Regions from separate parts of the Mus musculus genome. Here region 1 is linked to region 2. The links are chromatin contacts, found by Hi-C or POLR2A ChIA-PET in ENCODE. All regions are on one chromosome and are shown on one strand. Each heading gives the region's core, a stretch centred on a gene start or an enhancer-like site at or near the end of the contact. The rest is flanking DNA. Distances are from core to core; before and after follow the strand shown. Region 1 holds the start of Ash2l (ASH2 like histone lysine methyltransferase complex subunit). Region 2 holds the start of Bag4 (BCL2-associated athanogene 4).

Region 1 (3,720 bases), core at 1,196-3,695, 56 kb before region 2:
CATGATTACTTGCACAAGATGGGGCCCTGTCAACATTTTATCATGGATGGGGAGAGGCCTCAGGAGTATTGCTAAGCAGTGGTTGCTGTGATAGGGGAAGTAATTTTTTCAGTGGTGTAGCCACTGGTAAGGTGTCCATGCTCTGAACTCAGTCCTCTTTGTTGATCAGGGTTCCTCTGTCTGGGCTCTGTTGGCATTTTGAGTAGAGTAACACTGTTGGGGACAGTTTTGTGCATTGCAGAATAATTAGTAGCCTTCATGATCGTTACCAGCCTGATGCCAGGAACACTCTATGGTTCCTCCCCCCCCTCTCTCTCCCTCCCTTTCCTCCTTTTTTTCTCTCTCCCTTTCCTCTCTCCTTTTCTCTCTCTCACTCTCACTCACTCATTCTCTCTGAGATTTATCATGAAGGCATGCTGGATTTTGGCAAAGATTTTTCTGCGATCACTTGAGATGGCCATGTGGTTTCAGTCTTTAAATCCACTTATTTATTGACTTAATATATTGAACCATCCTGGCATCTCTTGAATAAAGTCAACTTGCTCATGGTAGATATTCTTTTTTTAAGATTTATTTATTTTATTTATATGAACACACTGTAGCTGTCATCAGACACAGCAGAAGAGGGCATCCGATCCCATTACAGATGGTTATGAGCCACCATGTGATTGCTGGGAAGTGAACTCAGGGCCTCTGGAAGAGCAGTCAGTGCTCTTAACCACTGAGCCATCTCCCCAGCCCCTAGATGATCTTGCTTTATAAATAGCTGTATTCAGTTTTCAAATATGTTATTCAGGGGTTTCCAACTAGTCAAAACGCAGAGATTGGTTAACTGTGGGGTACCCAGTCCCAGTGGGTATATCTCCAACATCATACCTAAGGCTCAGAAAACATTGAGGGAGAGGGGAACAGAGAGACTGTAAAAGCCAGGGGACTGGGACCTGTGCCATGAAGTGATGGCTATCAGGAACGACCCATGACGTCACAACAATATGGCTGCCCAAATGAGATCTAACTATGGCAATCCTAATAGACATATTAACATGGAAGGGGGAAATCTCTAAAAAGTCATGCATTTGAGAGGGTAAGGTGGGGCATGGGGGGGGGAGGATCGGTCCCCATTCACACAACAGTTGTTATGATGTCTAGGGAGGCTTGGGAGGTGAACGTTTGCTGGTGGAGGTAAGTCACTGGGGGCAAGCTTACACGAAAAAAGTGAAGCCGCTTCCTTGAAGTTCTCCCTGTCTGCTTGGTGATTCTGATAGAGAATTCGAGCTCTCAGCCTTGTCTGATAGTCACCATTTCAGATCCTTGCTGCCTTATCTCCCCACCATCATGGATTCTTATCTCTTTGAACCCCCCTCAACCAAGATCCCCCCTCCCCTTGCTTAAGATATTTTTGGTCATGGCGGCACTTTCTCCTAACAACTGCAAAGTATCAATGATCTCTAATCCCTAAGTGTGTTTGTTTTAAAACAGCAAATTTATGGTCCGTGAGATGGCCCAGTGGGCAAAGGCGGCACTTGCTTGCCAAGCCTGAGCTAGATTCCTAGAACTCACATAGTGGAGGGAAAGAAAGCTCTTCTCACCATATTGTCCTCTCACCTGTCCAGTGCACTATGCCACATACATGCGCACACATCCGTAAAGCGCACACACACGCGGAGGATGGGGGTGAGGCGGCAGTTTCTATTTTGCTAGGGTTTAGAGCCCACCCATATGCTTGCACTCAGTCCAGGGGTTTAGCTACCAGCAGACATCCCTTTCTTACTCGTTTCTGCCCTTCTCGCTAAGGCCCAAACCTTGCTGAATTCTGTCCTCTGCTAGCACTCTCGCCTGGAGCTCTACTTCCCTCCGTGAACTAGCAATTCGTGTTCCTCGAGCGCACAGCACTTCTAGCCTCCTCTGGCCAGATGTTTCTTTTCCTAACGTCTTTTCCACCCACAACTACCTCGGGCTCTCTGGAATCAGACCTCTAGTCTCTCCAAAAGCCGCCTGGAAACGGGGCTTCTGGCGGCCAGCTACGCAGTTACAGACGCTCCCGGCAGGTGTGAGCCAGAGTGCTCCTTTGTTGTTGTTTGGAAGTTTCCTACGTTTTAGGGTTTTAGTATGATCGCCTGCTCCGCACAGTGTAAAGGGGAGTCTCTCACATCCTCATATGTGCCGTGATTTCCACTCTTAGCCACGACTATGAGCAGGCGTTTTGAATAATTCAAGTCCCAAGAGGAAAGCAAAGGACAGACCTCCTAAGTGGCTCCCTTCAAACCTGGGCAATCCGAGTTGCGCCCTGCCTTTTTCTTTCTTCCTTTCTTTTTTTTTTTTTTTCTGGCCTTAAAGCGGCGGACTCAAAGTGCGTCCTTCCCAAGTAAGTGGCGGGCCCCCCAACAAAAGGTCTTTCCCACTTTAAGAGCGCCGTGCGTGGCGGCAACTCGCCGCATAGATATATTCTCGCGAGAGCTTGGGAAGGAGCAGCGATGGCGGCGGCTGGAGCGGGTCCTGGTCCGGGAGTCAGCGCCGGCCCTGGTCCCGGAGCCGCTGCAAGTGCCACAACGGCGGAGGACCGAGAGACAGAGCCGGTGGCCGCGGGGGCTGGCGAGGGGCCGTCAGCCGCCCCGGGAGCGGAGCCCAGCTCCGGAGAGGCCGAAAGTGGGTAAGGCAATCCACTCGCAGCCCCGGGGACGCGCGAGGGCCCGCCCCTCGTGGAAGCCCGCGGCTCGCGCCGCCCGGTGTCGCCCTCCGGATCCAGGTCCCGCAGCCAACGGCTCGGCCCGCCCGCCCACCCGGTACCCTCCGCAACCCCGCTGGCTGCTTGCTTGTGGACTCCAAGCCGCTCCTCGGCTCCTCGGCTCCCATCAGCACCAGTGTGAGCCAAGAGCGTTTCCCCCTCTAGCGCCCCGGAAGACCTCGCTGATCCCTCTTGCAATGCTTGGTCCTGAAAGCACTGAGGACGGCAGCCTCCCGTCGTTAGCCCAGTGCACTAGGAATCCCTGGGCCGCGAACACATTTGTCTTGCTTGACAACCTCCCTCCTAATACTCAGGATTGTTCTCTCGTGGGCATCCCGTTCAGGACATGAAAAAGATATACCCTCCGTATTTGGACCATTGTGTTTTTCTGTTTAGGAAAGGCCATTTTGATGTTTGTCTTTTCATTATAGGGATGCAAACTTGGTTGATGTAAGTGGTCTGGAGACAGAATCTTCTAATGGAAAAGATACTTTGGTAAGTATTTCCTCTGAGGCCTTTGGAAGGCGAACTAGATTTGGTTTTAAAATGTTTAATCTATTTTTTTTTTTTTAAAAAGTAGTCAGGCCATTTGATTCTCTTATTGCCCTGTGGCTCCAGGAAGGTACCGGAGACACTTCAGAAGTGATGGATACCCAGGCGGGCTCTGTGGATGAGGAGAATGGGCGGCAGTTGGGAGAAGTGGAGTTGCAGTGTGGGATATGTACAAAATGGTTCACCGCTGACACCTTTGGAATAGACACGTCGTGAGTACATTTCATGGCCTTCTAGACAGCATGATCCTGGAGAGATGGCTTAGCATTTTAGATCACTAGTTACCCTTTCAGGGGTTTGGGCTTGATTCCCAGTATTCACATGGCAGCTCAAGGAACCCCAGTTCTGGGGTGGAAGGGGAAATTATGTAATCATATTTCTTTTTTTTTAATTAATTTATTTATTTTATGTATATGAGTACACTGTAGCTATACAAATGGTTG
Region 2 (4,162 bases), core at 52-2,551:
GAAGATCTGAGTTCCTTTCTCAGCACCCACACTGTGACTCTGTAACTCGGTCCATAACTCCAATTCCAGAGGATCCCAAGAAGAGAAAGTCATCTGGCTTCGTGGATACCAATATGCCCGTGGTTTAATTACATGTAGACGAGACATAAATACACAATAAATTAAACCTTTTAAAACCGAAATTGTAACCTCTTTATTTTTACAGGACTAACCTCCTTTTAGTAAAAGCAAAACTGTCAAACAGAAAAGAGTAAGTTTGAAGTGACTTAGCATTCGCAGAAAATCCCGTTATTACGTCCGGCACCTGTCTCTACAACTTTAATCTGAAAGTGCTAATGACCCTTACAGAAAAAGGAGAGTGCTAGTGGCTATACAACAGAAAGCCTACGTTCTCTGCTAATTAAATTCAACTGCTGTTGTCGGGTCTGGTGAGTCCTTTCTAGAAGCAATCTCCATCCATTCACTGTCAAACGCCTTACGAGGGGCGCAGCATCCGACTTGGGAACGCGAAGTGGCTCAGGCGACTTCCTTCGCGTGCTCTGCCCTTCACGTTCCCAAGTCGGATGCTGCGCCCCTCGGAAGGCGTTTCACAGCTTGGGGGGCGGGGGGCGGGGAGGTGTTACCCGCTCAAGGACAGAGAAGGCAGCTTGGGAAAAGGCTCCGTCCGAGGCTGTGAAGGCAGAACCACCCCGCCCGGGCCCAGAGATCACTCTCTGGGCCCTTGTCGAGGGACGCCCACTCGAAAAGGGGTCCCACACCAGGCTTCCCCCGAGGGAGAGGTTAGGTACTCACTGTCGATGTCCTCGATGAGGCTGGCGGTGCCGGGCATATAGTTCATGTTTGAGCTCTCGCAAGGCTGCACCGGACGGCCGCGAGGGCGTCCAGTCGCCCGTCGGCGGGACGCGGACGGGAACCGGCCGCTCACCTGCAGCTCAGACACCGCTAGTCGCCGGAAGCGTTTCAGGTGACCCCACCCACTTCCGGTATCGCCTGCCCGTCCGCCGAAAGAGGCGTGCCGGGCGTGTTGCCAGTCGGTGGCCGACCACGTTCTCTTCCCCTCCAGTCAGTGCAGTGAAGTCCAGGTCGGAAGGGCGGAGGATAGGCGTTTCCTCACGCGTGACGAGCGCTGCCCCTCGCCTCGCTTTCCCGACCCGAGGCCCGGATTGACCCGTACCGTCCATGACCGTTCCGCGCTCGGCGTGCAAGGGGCGGGACCGGCTCGGGATTGGCTGTAGCCGTCCTATCCCCCTCCGCCGCTCGCCAATAGCGGCCTCCCGCAGGCGCCTGCGCAATGGGACGGTCGTGGGGGGCGGGAAGCGCTTCGCGGCAGCGGAGCCCATGTCGGCCCTGAGGCGCTCGGGCTACGGCCCCAGTGACGGCCCTTCTTACGGCCGCTACTACGGGCCCGGGGGAGGCGATGTCCCGGTGCACGTACCTCCGCCCTTATACCCCCCTCTTCGTCCGGAGCCTCCCCAGCCTCCGGTTTCCTGGCGAGGGCGCGGGGGCGCCCCGGCCGAGACCACCTGGCCGGGCGAAGGCGCAGGTGGCGATGGCTACTACCCCTCGGGAGGCGCCTGGGCAGAAGCGAGCAGAGCCGGGGGAGGCCACCAGGTAAGCTTCGAAGTCTTTTCCGGGGCTCCAGTCGGGAAGTCTTGGGCAGAGGTGAGGACATTTGGGGGTTTTATACTTAGGGTCTGTTAGGACTCGGGTCTCTGATTTGTTCTTCTTTTGGGGACGGTGCAGAGACGAGGACCAGAGATGCGAGGGGAGCTAGGCTTGGGTTCCATTTGTCCCTTCGTTTTGTTTGTTTGTTTGTTTGTTTTTGCTTTTTTTTTTAACTTCAGCCATCATAAGTGTTCTTGTTAACCACGAAAAAAAAAAACGAAAAAATATTCTGCGCTGACTTCCTAAGCTTAGTAGCAGGCTGCAGGATCTCTTTCCCGAGAGCGTAGGTTAGCGTGATTGGGCTGTAACAATTTATCCTGCGTGGCTCGGGGAGCTGCAGCCCCAGCCCTTACTCAGCAGCCCCTCCCACGGGGAAGGGATCGAAACGGGGCGGGCTGATCACTTAGTTCCTTATCACTAAAGCTTTGCCTGGAATTGAATCAGGAGGGATCAATGTTGCAAAGTACCTTAATGTTCTATTTAATCATCGCAAGACTGCAAGACAGATGTTATTAATGCTTCCCAATTTTTGAATGGAGAAGGCTCTGAGAGACCGACTTGCTTAGTATGTTTGGACCTGTAACATTTTGTTGCTTGCATACATGCCAAAAGTGTGTTTCTATTTTATCTTCGTATGGGGCTATCATTCTAGGATGGTGGCACACATCTTTTGGCCTTTGTAACATTCTTACTTGCAGAAAATTAATTATAAAATTCTCACATATCCACGACGGGATTGTAAAATAGTACAGTGCTTTGGAAAATAGCTGGGTCGTTCCTAAAACTTCTGACAGAGAGTTAATTTATGATCTAGCAGGTCTACTTGTAAGTATACTCAAGAAATAGAAAACAAGGGCTGAAAAAACAAAAAACGACAAAAAAAAAGTCTGCTGGTGGTGGCGGCGCATGCCTTTGATCCCAACACTTGGGAGGCAGCCGGATTTCTGAGTTTGAGGCCAGCCTGGTCTACAAAGTGAGTTCCTGGACAGCCAGGGCTACACAGAGAAACCCTGTCTTGAAAAAAAAACAAAAAACAAAAAAACAAAACAAAACAAACAAAAAACAAGGGCTGGTGTGTTTAATCTCAGTACCCAGGAGGCTGAGGCAGACTAGCCAGCCTGGTTCACATGGACATAATGAGTTCCAGGACAGCCTGGACAACGTGGTGAGACCCTGTCTCAAAAAATGAACAACAACCACCACCACCACAACAAAGGAAAACATGTCCATATACTATTTAATACATCTTTTTAACATCATTAGTGATAATGGCCAAAAATTAGAAATAACTGGTACAGTTATCAACTGGTTGCTGGATTAACTAACATGGCTAACATTTTAGAACATAACATCTAGAAAGGTATGAATTGACCCCCCCCCTCCATCCCCACTCACATACTTGTTTCAACATGGAATGAACCTTAACTAGATCATGCTTGTTGGATGAAGTTAGTCAAAGGGTTGCATTTCATATTGTGTGATTCCATTTATGTGTAGTGCCCATAGGGAGCGATTCCTCCAGGCAGAAACATGGTGGGCTGCTAGGTTGGGGACTGGAAGGAAGAATTGCAAAACTGGGCTTTGAGGTGGTACAGTGTTCTGAAGTTGGTGAAGATGGTTTCCCAATTCTGAGTATCCTAAAAACCACTGAATTGTACATTTTAAACGGGTAGGCTAATTGTTCCTCTAAAAATTGTATAAGAATAGAAACCAGGTAGTATTCAGAAGTTAGCTGGAAGAAGGATCCCTATTTCCTGTGCTGATTCAGTAAGTAGGATGGGATAAGTAGGCCGGCGGATCTACTGTAATCACAGGATCTAGAGATGAAGGACTTTTGTACCCAGATTAAAGATCAGTTGATGAGGAAAAGGAGTCGAGCTTTAAACTGGCTTCTATCGAGTTTGCTATCAAAGTAAAAGTCTGTCTGGTTAGGGAAAGACTTGCAAAAGTTCAAGTTTAGCATCTGGTAGGGAGTTAAGAGGTTTGGAGTAGAGTTGTGCATATAGGGCAGATTATGGGGTTAGCATAGTTTGAGATAAACTGGAAATGAATAATGGGCATCTGTAAATTTTGTTTTGTTTTGTTTCAAGACTGGGTTTCTCTGTGTAGCCCTGGCTGTTCTGGAACACCATCTGGAGACCAGGCTGGCCTCCAGCTCACAGAGATCCACCTGCCTCTGCTTCTGCCTTTGCCTATGCATGTTGTCATAGATGTACTTTTTTTCCCCCAAATCCACAATCTTAACTTTATTGGCTTTTACTAAATTTTATAATACTTATGTGTGAAATTTAAAAAAAAAGTGCAGGGCTAAGAAGATGGCACACCTTGCAAGTAAAAAGACTGGGCTTTGGGGCTGGAGAGATGGCTCAGTGGTTAAGAGCACTGATAGCTCTTCTGAAGGTCTAGAGTTCAAATGCCAGCAACCACATGGTGGCTCACAACCATCTGTAATGAGATCTGACACCCTCTTCTGGGGTGTCTGAAGATAGCTACAGTG

What was found. Hi-C counts contacts between places; a loop is a spot of excess contacts on that map. ChIA-PET counts read pairs that join two places held with the same protein, here RNA polymerase II (POLR2A).
Region 1: POLR2A ChIA-PET joins it to region 2 with 13 read pairs in embryonic stem cell. The contact joins the promoter of Ash2l here to the promoter of Bag4 in region 2. A Hi-C loop is called at or near these places in 1 of 37 maps with a recorded cell type or tissue (heart). POLR2A ChIA-PET finds 5 or more read pairs at or near these places in 4 of 5 experiments (Patski and embryonic stem cell).

The regions. Positions count from the first base shown.
Region 1 is chr8:25,839,512-25,843,231 of GRCm38, reverse strand. It overlaps Ash2l (ASH2 like histone lysine methyltransferase complex subunit), which reads left to right and starts at 2,445. Exons shown (of 16, transcript NM_011791.3): 1 at 2,445-2,650; 2 at 3,157-3,220; 3 at 3,344-3,489. The coding sequence starts at 2,475.
Region 2 is chr8:25,782,348-25,786,509 of GRCm38, reverse strand. Bag4 (BCL2-associated athanogene 4) reads left to right here and starts at 1,301. Exons shown (of 5, transcript NM_026121.3): 1 at 1,301-1,611. The coding sequence starts at 1,339. It overlaps Lsm1 (LSM1 homolog, mRNA degradation associated), which reads right to left and starts at 919. Exons shown (of 4, transcript NM_026032.1): 1 at 793-919. The coding sequence starts at 838.